2 separate regions of the Mus musculus genome follow, and region 1 is linked to region 2. Evidence: chromatin contacts called from ENCODE Hi-C or POLR2A ChIA-PET data. All regions are on one chromosome and are shown on one strand. The core of a region is the stretch at or near the end of the contact, and the rest is flanking DNA. Distances in the headings are between cores, read along the strand shown.

Region 1 (6,883 bases), core at 3,858-6,357, 33 kb after region 2:
TCGCTCCAGGTCAGACAGCAGCTCCTTCCTCTCCTGTACCGAGAGCTTTGAGTTCAGGGAACTAACTTGTACCTTCAAGGCCAGCAAATGGTCTACCTGGTCCTGTGGGTAAAGAAGAATACGGAGTGGAGCATCATGAGTCCTCAGGACCAGGCAATCGGCACAGCATCTCAACCACGGACCATGAAGGACCTCCAGCTACCCTCCAATATGTCTTCTCCTTGCCCAGCAGAAAGGATGGTAAAATGGATGGGAGGCCAGGCTCTGGGGTGAGAGGAGCTGGATCTATGGTGGCTCACTTAGCTCCGTTCCTTCTCATCCACCACACGCACCCTGCTGCCCACCACAGTAACTACCTGACAGGGCTGTGATGAGAATGAAGTGAGACTTTGCTCCTTAAAGGTGAGATGGGAGATGGCGGTATAGGCTTGTAAGCCTAGCACTTCAGATACAGAAACAAGAGGATCAGGAGTCTGAGGCCAGCCCCACCTATAGATGTTAAGGTTGAGGCCAGGCTGGGCTATATGGGACCCTGCCTCAAAAGATAAAAAAAAGAACAGATTGAGGATGGGCGTGGGAGGTAGCACACACCTTTAAACTCAGGAGGCAGAGGCAAGGTGAATCTCTTGAGTTTGAGGCTAGCCTGGGCTACATAACAACTTCCAGGATAGCCAAAGCTACACAGAGAGATCCTGTGTTGGGAAAAAGAAAAGGAAACAAAGAAGAGTGAGTGGAACGGGCGCTCCCACTCTTGGTACAAAGCCTTGGTGTAGTGAGTATCACCGAGTGCTGCTGCTGCTCTCCACCTCTCTGCCTATGTGGTCGGTGGCTCTTAGCCATGTGCCTGTGCTTCCTCAATCCTACCCGCTCAGCTGCAGGCACTGAATACAGGCAGGGCGGCTGCAGGACTGACACGAATAAGTTTTAGTTTCTCCATCTCGTTTCTGCTGCACATCCCTGTACTATGCCAAAATGGAATAGAATATCAAGTCCCCATATCAACTCCTCAACTACCCACCCAGGAGAGGGAGTATATGCATGCATAGATATAGCCGAATACTTTTGGGGACCATAACAGAAGGAAGGAACCTCTAAACCAGAAGTGGCAGCATGCCTTTAATCCGGCATAGGGGTGAGGAGATGGAGGGGGGGGGTAGCCAGAGAACCTCTGTGAATTCAAGGCTAACTTACATATGGAACTCAAAGGTCAGCCAGAGCTGCACAGTAATACCTGTCTCAAAAAAAAGAAAAATAGGGCTGGAGAGATGGCTCAATGATTAAGAGCAGTAACAGCTCTTCCAGAGGTCCTGAGCTCATGAGCAGCTATATGGTGGCTCAATGGGATTCGATGCCCTCTTCTGGTGTGTCCAAAGGCAGCTACAGTGTACTTATATAAATAAAATAAACAATTCCTTAAAAAGGAAAAGAAAAACAACAAAACCTCAGTAATTCACCCTGACTCAATACAGTGATGTGCACTAGTGGAGAAATCTACATGTGGGGAGTAGAGAAACTCAATATAGTTACCTAGGCAAATCAGACAAGAGGCAAAGACAAAACAGAGAACTGAAATTTCAAAACAGAGAACTGAAATTTCTTTCTCTCTCTCTCTCTCGTGTGTGTGTGTGTGTGTGTGTGAGGGAGGGAGAGAGAGAGAGAGAGAGAGAGAGAGAGAGTGTGTTCTCCTTGTATTTATGTCTGTGTACCTCACTGAGGCCTGGTGGCTGAGGCACTGAGTCTTCACGTGGGTGCTAAGAATTGAACCTGCTTGATCCTTTGCAAGAACAAGTGCTCTTAGACAGAGCCGACCCTCTAGCCCCAGACAGTAACATTTCCAGCTGTAAAATCCCCTCTTCAAGCTGGGCCTGGGATTTTATAGCTGGAAATTTTACACACTCAGAATCCCAGCATTCCTGAGGTAAGACAGCAAGAATGGAAATTCAAAGGCAGCCTAGGCTTTTTTTTTTTTTTAAGATTTATTTATTTTTATTATATATAAAGCTTAGGCCTTTTTAAAAAAAGAAAAAAAAAGCCAATAAGATGGAGCTACAGGTAATGGCATATGAATGAAGTGTTTATGAAATAAATTAAAAGTAAAATTGGCAGAGGACAAAGTGAACTAACAGAAGGGAAGGGCAAAATATGGGGAGGGGGCAGGGAAAGGGCTGGGCCCCAGGTGCAGTGCATGCTTTCCTGAAAACTGGGGAAGAAAATGGCCAAAGCAAAAAAGCAAAACGCCCCTGCCCCTCATCATCTTTTTGGGGTTTCATGTTCACGCCCCGAAAGACTCACCTGAATCAAGGCAATGAGAGGAGAGACTACAATGGTGATCCCACTGGCCAACAGGGCAGGGAGTTGATAGCACAGAGACTTCCCTGCCCCTGTGGGCATGCACACAAACACATCCTCGGCACCTGCAAAGACAGCAGAGAACTTCAGCAGACCCTGGCTGCCTCTCCCACTAACACCTCTGAAGAAGCGATTTGTTTTATTATTATTTATTTATTTTGGTTTTTTGAGACAGGTTTCTCTGTGTAGCCCTGGCTGTCCTGGAACTCAATTTGTAGACCAGGGTGGCTTCAAACTCTGAGATCTGCCTGCCTCTACCTCCTGAGTGCTGGGATCAAAGGCGTGCGCCATCATGCCTGGCTTTTTTTTTCCCTCTAAACGGATTTTCACTACTTAACAGTGGCTGGCTTGGAATTTGCTGTTGACTGAGCTGGCTTTGAACTTGCTTGATCCTCCTGACTCTGCCTTCCAAATGCTGGGATTACAGGCCTGTCTAGCCAAGCCTGGCCCTGGATGTTGTAAATCAAATGAGAATGTAGGAAAAGCACCTAGCAGAGCATACATTCACAGGAGTGTCTTGGTATAACGTTTGTTTCCATGTATTCCCTTCCCCACTCTTCCTATGCAAAGGGCCTTGGGAGACCTAGACATTCAGAGAAACTGCTTCTAACAGTGATACTGTGATGGCTAAAGAAACTCCATTTTGTGCTAGGTACCCATCTGTCTCTGACTCACGTTTCTAGAAGATAAGTTTCCATCAACCTTGACTCCCTGACTCTGCTCAGAAACGTGCAGCTGTGACCATCTGCCTGTTATGCTGTGACTAGCTGCAGTTTGTGGCTTCTGTAACTTGCTTATGCAGATATTCAAGGACTATTTAGAGGTCACCTTGACTATCTAATCTTGGCAGCTTTTGGGGATTTTGCCTTTAAAAGCCTTTCTTCACCCACCTCTGTGAAGCATGTCTCTGATTTGGGTTAGAGACTGTGGCCCTGCCAACAGCTTTACTAAATTTGGCTAATTACAATCTAAATTGAGTCTGGGAGTCTTTCACCGTTGGTCCTTACCAATACTTAAATAAAGGTAGTAAAAGCAAAACAAACAAAAAGTTCTAAACAGAGCATTCATTGGGTGTTGTGGCACACGCCTTTAATGCCATCACTCAGGAGGCAGAGGCAGAAGAATCTCTGAGTTCCAGGCCAGCCTGGTTTATAAAGTGAATTCCGGCACAGCCAAGGCTACAGAGAGAAACTGCATTTCAAAAAAACCAAAAAGTAAGAAAGTATTGGGGGGGGGGGTATAGGTAGAGGAAGACAGATCTCTGGAAATTTGAGGCCAGCCTGGTCTACATAGCTAGTTCTGAGCTATCTAAGAAGCCAAAGCTGCATGGTGAGAACCTGTTTTTAAAAAAACAAATCAAAACAAGGCTTGAGTAGTCTTGAGCCACTAGGATATGACTATTTGGATTAGACACATCCAGGGAAGCAGAGTACTGGTTACACCGGGGTAGATATGCAAGGCTAATCATTCAGTCCTCTGTTAATAAGTCTGTTGGTGGCACTGCTGCTCCCATCTGGACAAGCTATCTCCAGCTTACAGTGTTATTAGTCTCTCCTTTTCTACCTGGAACTCAAGCTACTCGCTCTTCAAGGAAATGATTACCTAGGTCACTGACAAGATTAAGCACTACTGCCACTTTTGCTACTACTTGCACAGGGACAAGAATGGGAATCTAGGAACAGAAGTCAAAGACAGACTGTCAGTCTGGCTATGAAAAAACCAGAAGTGTGAGTGGTTCTGTCCAAAATTTGTAGGTTATGATAGCCCACACCTGTAATACCAGTACTTAATAATCCAGAGGCAGAAGGACCGGCTCAAATTTGAGGCCAACTTGATGTATATAGAGAATTCCAGGCCGGCCAGGGCTACATAGACCATCAATAAACAAATAGATTCCCAGCAAATACCCACTAGCTTTGGTCACGAAAGAATTCCAAACCAGTGGTTTTCAAAGATTTCCAAAGGGTGAGGAGGTAGGAAGTTAAGAGGGTGTTGTGCCACAGAGCTACTACGGTACCGCCAGCAGTCTGCAAAACAGGTAGCTTGGTATGTTACCTTTCACTACAGCCATGGTCGCACTCTCTTGTAAAGGTGTTTTAAAAGAATCAAACCCAAAGACTTTCTTCAGGGTGCTCCGGACTCGCCGCTCCCGGTCGAAGGGAGTGGAGAAAGGACGGGCGCTCATCTTTGCAAAAAGCAGCAGCCAAAAGGTTAACGCAAAGGTGGGCAAAGGCAATCCCGAAAAAACCCTCTGCTCCACGTTAAAATATAGCCTATGTTTCTCCTGCCGAGTAAGCTGCTATGTTACACTTAAATATCTCATTCCCCAGCAGTAAAAGTGAAGGCTGAATTGCTTCACGCAATACATTCCTGAGGGATTAACATTACTTCTCCCTTTAATAAAAATAAAAACAATGAACTTTCCAGGTCAGGTGGACAGAGCTACAAATCGGACCACAACAAAGCCCACAAACGTCTTCAAAGTCGACCAGAGAACTTGGAATCCTTTTTCTAGGGTCCTTGTTCTAGAAGCGAAGCCATAGATACCATTCATCAAGGACGCCGACCCCCCGTTCCTCCTCTGAGCCCCCAAGTCAACAGCTCTCGCCCTTTGCCAGACAAATGCTCTCCAAGATGTCAGACCCCAGGCTCTTTTCGGTTGGCTCTGCAGCTTTCCAAAGAACACTACTCCCTAACTCGAACTCAGAAGCCAAACCGCCCGAGAAGTCAGCGAAGTAGAAGCCGCAAGACCTTACTTCCGTCCCGTGCTGATGACGTTTCCAAGAGCTGAGCATGGGGGCGGAGCCATGCCCAGACACAGCCCTTTTGATTGGTTGTCATTCGGGCGCGGAGTCTCCTGGGATCCGGAAGAAGTTGGTTTTCTCGCCCCTAAATTGGCTTATGAGTCATAGGCCTGAGCCACACCGCGCTGTGGGAGTAAGATGGCGGGGAAGAAAAATGTTTTGTCGTCTCTTGCAATTTATGCGGAATATTCAGACCCTGAATCTGATGGCGAAACTGGAGTCGACGCTGTAGGCGGAGCGACTGGTGAGACTTGAGCTGGAAAGGGGAGGGTCTGTTATGGTTACCAAATGCTACCTCTCTAGCGGGGCATGGGGAGAAGATGCTCTTTGTGCTCCAGGTATCGGGTCTTGGAACCCCAAAGCGCAGTGGATGTCCTAGGTCAGACAGAGCATTAGAACCTCTACTACAGTACGAGTGATCTCTCTTTCTGCGATCCTCTACGCAAGGCGTCATGCTGGCCAGAGGGTGGACCAAGGGGGGTACGCATCTGTCGAGACATCACTGTCTCGTTGTTTGATGGGGAAGAGAGGAGTGAAATGTACCTGGAGGATAGTAAAACTTGTGTTTCGTTAAGTTGGTAACTTTTAAGGAATCGTTTCTAAGTCTGCCCTAGAGTTTTTAAAAATGCATCTCTCCTAAGTGCATAATTCTGGGCTTTTTCATAGAATATGCTAGACAAGCCTTTTAAGGCGGTAGGGTGATTCTGTTGTTTGGTGAGTTTTAAAAGCCTATCGGTTGCCCTCAGACTGCGAAGCATAGAGGGAACAGATTTCTTGAAGGAAGCAAATTACCTGATATACCAGAGCTTTGGGTCTTCTTATCTGCAAAGTAGGGGCAAAACAATGAGGAAGACAGTCTTGTGCATAGAAGGCGTTTTTGAGGTTGCACATGAAACAAGATAGAGATGTGTGTGGTATGTCAAAACAGGAGTTTAAACGACCTGTTGGGCTGGTTCAAAGAGGAGAAGACTTTAACTGCCCTAATAGGCCAACAGCATGTAATAGTTCCCCAACCTTTGGAACTGCTGGGAACCAAACCCAGGGCCTTACACTCTTAGGAAAGCATCCCACTACTTTGTTACTTCCCCAGCCTGTCCTGAAAATATTAGAACATGAATTTAATGCTTGATTTTCTTTTCATATACATCTGTACATATGGAGTGGGCCTTGCATGTGAGTTCTGCCCATGGTGGACAGAGAGAGGCATCAGCTCTTCTGAAACTGGCATTTGTGAGCTGCCTGATGTGGGTACTGGAAACTGAACTGTCAAACTTACAGAGATCTGCCTGGCCCTGTCTCCAGAGAGCTTGAATTAAAAGCATGGGACACCAAACCCTGTACATTATGCACTCGTATAAGAGTCATCTTCCAATACCCCTGTTTTTGTTTGTTTTGAGACAGGATCTCCCTCTAGTCCTGACTGTCCTGGAACTCAGGCTGATCTAGAACTCAGAGATCCTCCTGCCTCTGCCTCCCAAGTGCTCGGTTCAAAGGTGTGCACCGCCATTCCTGGCACAACCCCTGGTCTTTTCTTTTTCTTTCTTTCCTTTTTTTTTCTTCCTCCCCCCCAACCTCCAGGCTGAGGACAGAACCCAGAGCTCTACCACTGAGCTAAATTCCCAACCCCAACCCCTGGTATTAAATTGTTCTTCCTAAGTACAAATTCAATCTGGGCCTATAGCCACTTACTTGAGACTTAGGTTCCCTTTTTATCTTCAGAAATAATCTTG
Region 2 (5,894 bases), core at 472-2,971:
TGTTATGGTTGGGGGTCGCCAGAGCATGAGGAAGGCTGAGAGTCACTGTGCTAGAGGCACACAATGCTGAGAGCGGCCATCATGCCTAGTCACTCGTGAGCCCACTCACCAGGGAGATCCAGCCTCACTAGAGCCTCACTAGAGCCTCCCTCTCAGCCTCTAACTCCAGATGTTCCCCTGCGGATAACCACTTCCTGCCCAAGCTGGTGGCAGGAAGCCCACCTGGTGCAGGAGGCCAGTCTCTTTTCGGATCCCCAGGCTGAGGCCCTGGGAGAGGCCACTGTTCTATCAGGGTCCTTACAGTCATCTCTAGTGCCAGAAATGTGGTACAGGGTTGGGAACCAGAAGAGACAGCGCGAGGCAGGGCAGTTTGAGTGCCCAGGCTTAAGATTAGCCGGCACTAACAGCTTTGGAACAGAGGGTTTTCTTAGTCTGAATACTGCTTGCGGATCTGACCCCACACAGCAGGCTACTGTAAGGAAAGCAAATTGCAATGCCACCTTCTAAAGAAGTAGGGTCCCTCCAGCAAAGTGAAGAACAGCCCTAAAACTGCATAGAAGTGGCAGGAAGACAGCTGAGACAGCCACTGGGGGGCGCTCTTGCAGCCAGCTCCCACTAACACTGAATATACACGACAAATGTTCCCTCTGCCTGTACAGTGGTGGCCTGTCCTGTCTCTGAGAAGCTTTGGCATCTAGGCACTGTGACCATATGGTTGTCTACACCCTGCCCCAAGCCCTGGCTCACTGGGGTTTTGTGCTCAGATTCAAAGGGCTCCATTGACTGCAGAGCTGAGGTCAGTCCTCCCCCTGCAGCCTGGTCTGCTGGTGGCAAGACCGACAAACGTTAATGGGCCAACAGAGCTGTCATGCAGACAGCTGAGCAGAACGAGACCAGCAGTGACCTTTCTCTTAGAAGGACCCAAGGCCCCTCACTAAAACAAGCAGGCTACTTTTCTTTCTTTCTTTTTCTTATTTACTTATTTTTTGTTTTTTTCGAGACAGGGTTTCTCTGTGTAGCCGTGGCTGTACTGGAACTCACTCTGTAGACCAGGCTAGCCTCGAACTCAGAAATTTACCTGCCTCTGCCTCCCAAGTGCTGGAATTAAAGGTGTGCACTACCATGGCCGGCGCAGACTACTTTTAGAGTATCTAGGATCCTCATCTTCCCCCCAGATGCCCCTGGGTAGATGGCAGAGTACCACACCAGAGGGCTGCTTGAAAGCTTGCTGACGTGCTTGGGTGATCCTGTAGCCCGGTTTTCTTTCTGGCAGAGGGCAGAGAGAGCAGCCAGAGTGTGGCCCAAGAGACAGACCAGGGTGGTCAGGGACACAAGCCAAAAAGGCCATCCAGAGGGTGCTGGGGCACCCAAGAGCGAGTCACTCCACCCTCTTCCTCTGGCAACCTCAGACGGAGCCCCCCGGGGTTATTTCCACAGGGAACCACAGCCAACCACTTCTGTCATTAGCCCAACCCCAGCCCTCCGCCTACAGCCTACAGCCTACAGCCTGGCTCAAAGGCAGGAGGAGGGCAGAACAGGAGGAAGAATAAGAGAGGGAGCCGTCTGGGGATCCAGAGAGCAGAGTGGACCTCTAGGCAGGGAAAGGCATAGGGCGTGAAGGGCAAGTCAAGCTCAGGGGAGGACTCCCTGGGCTCCTCCTCACAACTGTAATTTGACACCTAGATCTCCAGGACAACCAACAACAAAAAAGCTGAAGCGATGAGGCGCTGAAGCTGGACAGCAGCTGGCTGTCAGCAACCGGGAGCTAGCACCAGGAGGTGCCCGAGTGAGAAGCAGCCGCCTAGGCAGGAAAGTGGCAGCGCTGGTGAAGAAGTCAAAGGTGGTGGCCAAAGGACTTCCAGGAGGTACATAGAGGCTCTGTACTGGGACACCTCTTCGAGGCTCCCCACTATCTGAGCTCCCAGGTAAGAGACACTGGCTAGAGGTGACAGGATCGGGAAAGGAGGGCAGCCAGGGTCTCGTATCTCTGGCGAGGAGTCACAGCTTAGCATGAGCTCGGAGAGGAACGTCTTGGGGGATATATTAGGCCACTCTCCTATGGGAATTTAGTCACCTCCTCTGTGTGTATACCTGAGTGCTCTTCCCCTGGGACCTGGTACTAGAGAAGGGGGATGTACTGCTACTCGGTGTGTGGCACAGGGGCTGGGGGCTGCTGGACACATCCATTTAAACCTTTTCTATTCAGTGAGTTTAGGATATGGCCCCCAATCTTGCTGAGCCTCCATTTCCGAAAGGATTAGGGCTGAGCCCTCCCTGGTTCTCAAGAAGGCTCAGGACAAGGTGTGCCCAGCCTGCTGAATGGCCTCTGGCCCCAGGAGCTGGTAGAGCCAGCAGCAGAACTGCCTACTTGGATGCTGGACAAGAGCAGCAGCTTTCCTGTCTTTTGGAGTTCTGACCTGCTCACCGCTGTGTGCTTCCGGCTCAGGATCATCCTAGGGAGGAGTCTCTGCACCCACTTAGATTACCAGGACCCCTGATCCTCCTTTGGCAATGATCTCTGAAAACTGAGCCAGGGATATGCACCCTAATTCAAACCCCAAGTTTGGAAAGGAGTTTGTGACTACATGAATGAGTTTGGAAAAGACCCCAGAGTCTCTTCCACACTAACTACTGTAATGGTTGCCCCCAGACAGCTCTTCTCTTCAGTCCTTGTGCAGGGCAAGCACAACCTTCTTGGGCAGGGCCTCACGAGAGGAGGCTGCTAAGCCCTTCTGCCTCCTGTCCTCACACTGGGGTTCAAGTCCCCGTGAGACGTCCCTTCCAAAGCAAACACACTGTTATCCAGTAAGAAAGAAAAACATCATTCAGTTTTGGAAACCAAGGGGAGGGCCGAGAGTCTCTTTGGCTCAGCAGAGGGGGTGCACTCTGGTTTGTGTGGGACTGGGAAGCTAACTCCTGTGGTAATACTAACAAGTGTGCAACAGAGGGACTGCACTGCAGCTGAGCCACATCTGGGACACACAGGCTCCAGCAGTCCCTGAGCTCAGAGGGAGGCCCAGCTTCTATGGCTGCAGGAGAGGAGCTCGCTTAGTTTCTATTGGCCACCAGAGCAGGAAGTTCTCTCCATTGTCTAGAAAACTTGGGGACCAGGGCAGCAGAACCACCAAGGCTTCAAGCACCCACTTTTGACTCCAAACCGGAGCCCCAGCACTGATGGAGTTGCTCAAACACTCAACAGGCACAGTGGGCATCTCTGCCCTGCTGGTTAGGCTCTGACCTCTCAGGTCTCTCACATCTGTTGGTTATGTCTCATTCGAGATGCTCCTCAACGGACAAAAGGGGCTGAGAGCCCCCATGACTCTTATCAGGCACAGACACGCTGCTTGCCCTCATCCGTGTGGGGAGCTGGAGTTGGATGATCAAGTAGACAAGGAGGAAGTAGAGAAACTGTGGGACCAAGCTTCTGCTGTCTGGCCTACAGGACACTTACTATATAGCAAGAACCTCCATGTCCCATGCCACACCCAGGAACACTAATCGGTCCCCCAGCTCGGCCAGTTTCCTTCTCTGTTGTGCTAGCTCTCTGATCACTGCCTGTGGAGCATCCACAGAAGGTTCCAAATCTGCTGCACAAGCGGCCTGGGCACCAGTGGGCCTCAGTGGCAGCCAAGCCTGTTCTCCCTCCTGGACCAGAGAAAGCTACCATTTGTTCTACCAAACATAGCATTAAGAGAGACTCTAGTTCCCCCAGGTTTGGGGCATAAAGTCTGGTTTAGAAGTAATTGGACAAACCTGGGACTGATCGTTTTGGAAACACAAAATTACCAGTAGCTTTGCTTGGCTTCACCCAAACCTAGGGTGTATCCAGTCAATGGGGCCCAGCTCCAGGGCTCCCTCTCCCCCTGACCACGGCTGGGGAGCAAGGTTATATTGGGCACCGAGTGTCTGTTGGCTCTGCTTTAAATAGCCCACTGGGAAGATGCCTGGAGACCTGCTGGAATGTGCCTCTTTCCTCTTTGGAGAACAAGACCCCTTTGCTCCCCCCTCTGAGATGTGCTTGTTATGTTGGGTCAGAGCTTAAAATAACAAAACACTAACTGCCAAGCAAAGAGGGTTCCTCTTCAGCCCTTTGAGGGCAGAGAGCCATACTCTGCAGCCCCGTTTCTGCTGGTAACACAGACAAGAGCTAACGCCCCAGGTCACATCCCAAGGCTGGCATAGGTGGCCACGTTCCACCGAGCTTCCAGTGGGGATGACTATAGAAGCCCTGGGCACAAAGTTATGAGGCTGCTCACAATAGGTGGTCCACGTTCTTACAGAGAAGAGCTCAGGTGCCCGGGGCACAGGTCTGCAGTTCTCCAACTCCACAAGCCATGCATAATGCAGAGAGGAGTGGGGAAAGGCACAAGGGAAAACACGAGAGAAGCTGGGAGTAACTGACCAACAAAGCCTGACTGCCCTGCATAGCAGGCCCAGCCCCAGCCTCCTGCCTTCTTCCTGCTCTGGGAATTGACACTGCTAGACCCTTCAGCTAGGCCTAGGGTCCCAACCCCACCAACCCTGACAGAGCTGGTGCTTCTTCCCCCCCTAACCGCCATTTCTCTTTAGGTCTTAGGGTGTGGCACACAAGTGAGAAAGCTCTCCTGACCACCAACTCCTGCCTGCTTCTGCTTTTAAGGAGTGTCTCCATTGGGCTTGTGAGGCAATGTGGGCACAGTGCCAGTCAGACTGAACAAGCCAGACCAAACATAGATGAAGAGGGAGGGTAAGAAACAACAGCCCTGGTTCTGAACCTTATGCACACTATTTCTGGGGGGGGGGGGGGGGGGGCAGGAGTGTTACAGAGGTCCCAGGGTAGGAGGGCGAATACATCACTGTCCTTCTGCAAGCATGTTCCAACTGGCTAGGGGCAGCATCTCCTTTGTTCTCACCAGAAGGAACGGTCTTAGGTTCATAACAGCAGGACACACAGATCTGTGCCTTTAGTGACAACACATGCAGTTCTCATAAAGCCTGGTGTGCCCCACTCTGGTGGTGATGAACTGATAAAAACCGATGCCCCAGGCCCACAAAAGGCAGGCGGTATTGACTGTGCTCAGCCCATGGGCTTCCAAATAGCTACAGCCTGGTTCTTGCACAAAGTCAGGAAGGCCTCTATCAAGAGCATATGGGCAGCAGGAGGGGCACTGGCTAGGCCCATCCTTGTCTTTCCTGGCACTTGTCAGGCCCCACCCAGAGAGAGTTCCAGGAGCCAGGCCCCTCCCTAGGGCTTCTCCTCTCCACTACAGCAGAGATAAAGAGCCTGTCCATGCACAGGAGGGGGAGGGGTTGAGACAGCAGGATCGTGGCAGTTCTACGAGGGCAGAAGTTAGAGGGTACCACATGACTGGAGTGTAGCTCCACGGCACAGTATTTGCCTGGTTTAAGAAAGGTCCCAGAGTCCATTCCCCAGTAGCACGAAAAGGAAAACTAAACACACAACAAACTCAGAGAAAGCACCATGTGCTTTACAGAAAGGAAGTCCAAATGTTTGGCAGCTGTGGTCCAGTTCCTGAAGAACTGTTAGGGAAGAAGGGCAGCAGCCGGGGCCTACTCGACTAAGGAGACGTGGAGGAGGTCCGAAAGGGCCTGGCCTTCTACACTGGGCAGCTACAGGCAACCAGGCCTCTCACTTTCAGAGGCTGCACAACACACAGGCAGAGAGCACACGTGTAGGATGACCCAATCACATGACCTTCAGAGTAGTTTTAGACCAGCTATGTGCCAGGCAGGAGTAATGGGAGTGACCAGTGTCACACATCACAGCAGAAGGAACCACCTGCTTGGTTGAGACCAGGGCCAAGGTAGCAATCATTGAAGACTGGTCACCTGCCTCCATCCCTCAGGAAGAACCAGTTTGGACACACTGGCACAAGGTTGTCCCTGTTCTCACT

What was found. Hi-C counts contacts between places; a loop is a spot of excess contacts on that map. ChIA-PET counts read pairs that join two places held with the same protein, here RNA polymerase II (POLR2A).
Region 1: POLR2A ChIA-PET joins it to region 2 with 17 read pairs in Patski. The contact joins the promoter of Recql5 here to the promoter of Smim5 in region 2. A Hi-C loop is called at or near these places in 3 of 37 maps with a recorded cell type or tissue (gastrocnemius and heart). POLR2A ChIA-PET finds 5 or more read pairs at or near these places in 3 of 5 experiments (Patski and embryonic stem cell).

The regions. Positions count from the first base shown.
Region 1 is chr11:115,928,385-115,935,267 of GRCm38, forward strand. Recql5 (RecQ protein-like 5) reads right to left here and starts at 5,108. Exons shown (of 19, transcript NM_130454.2): 1 at 4,405-5,108; 2 at 2,293-2,414; 3 at 1-102. The coding sequence starts at 4,534. It overlaps Sap30bp (SAP30 binding protein), which reads left to right and starts at 5,275. Exons shown (of 11, transcript NM_020483.3): 1 at 5,275-5,397. The coding sequence starts at 5,292.
Region 2 is chr11:115,898,418-115,904,311 of GRCm38, forward strand. Smim5 (small integral membrane protein 5) reads left to right here and starts at 1,722. Exons shown (of 3, transcript NM_183259.3): 1 at 1,722-1,925. All of the region lies in intron 7 of Recql5 (RecQ protein-like 5), which reads right to left.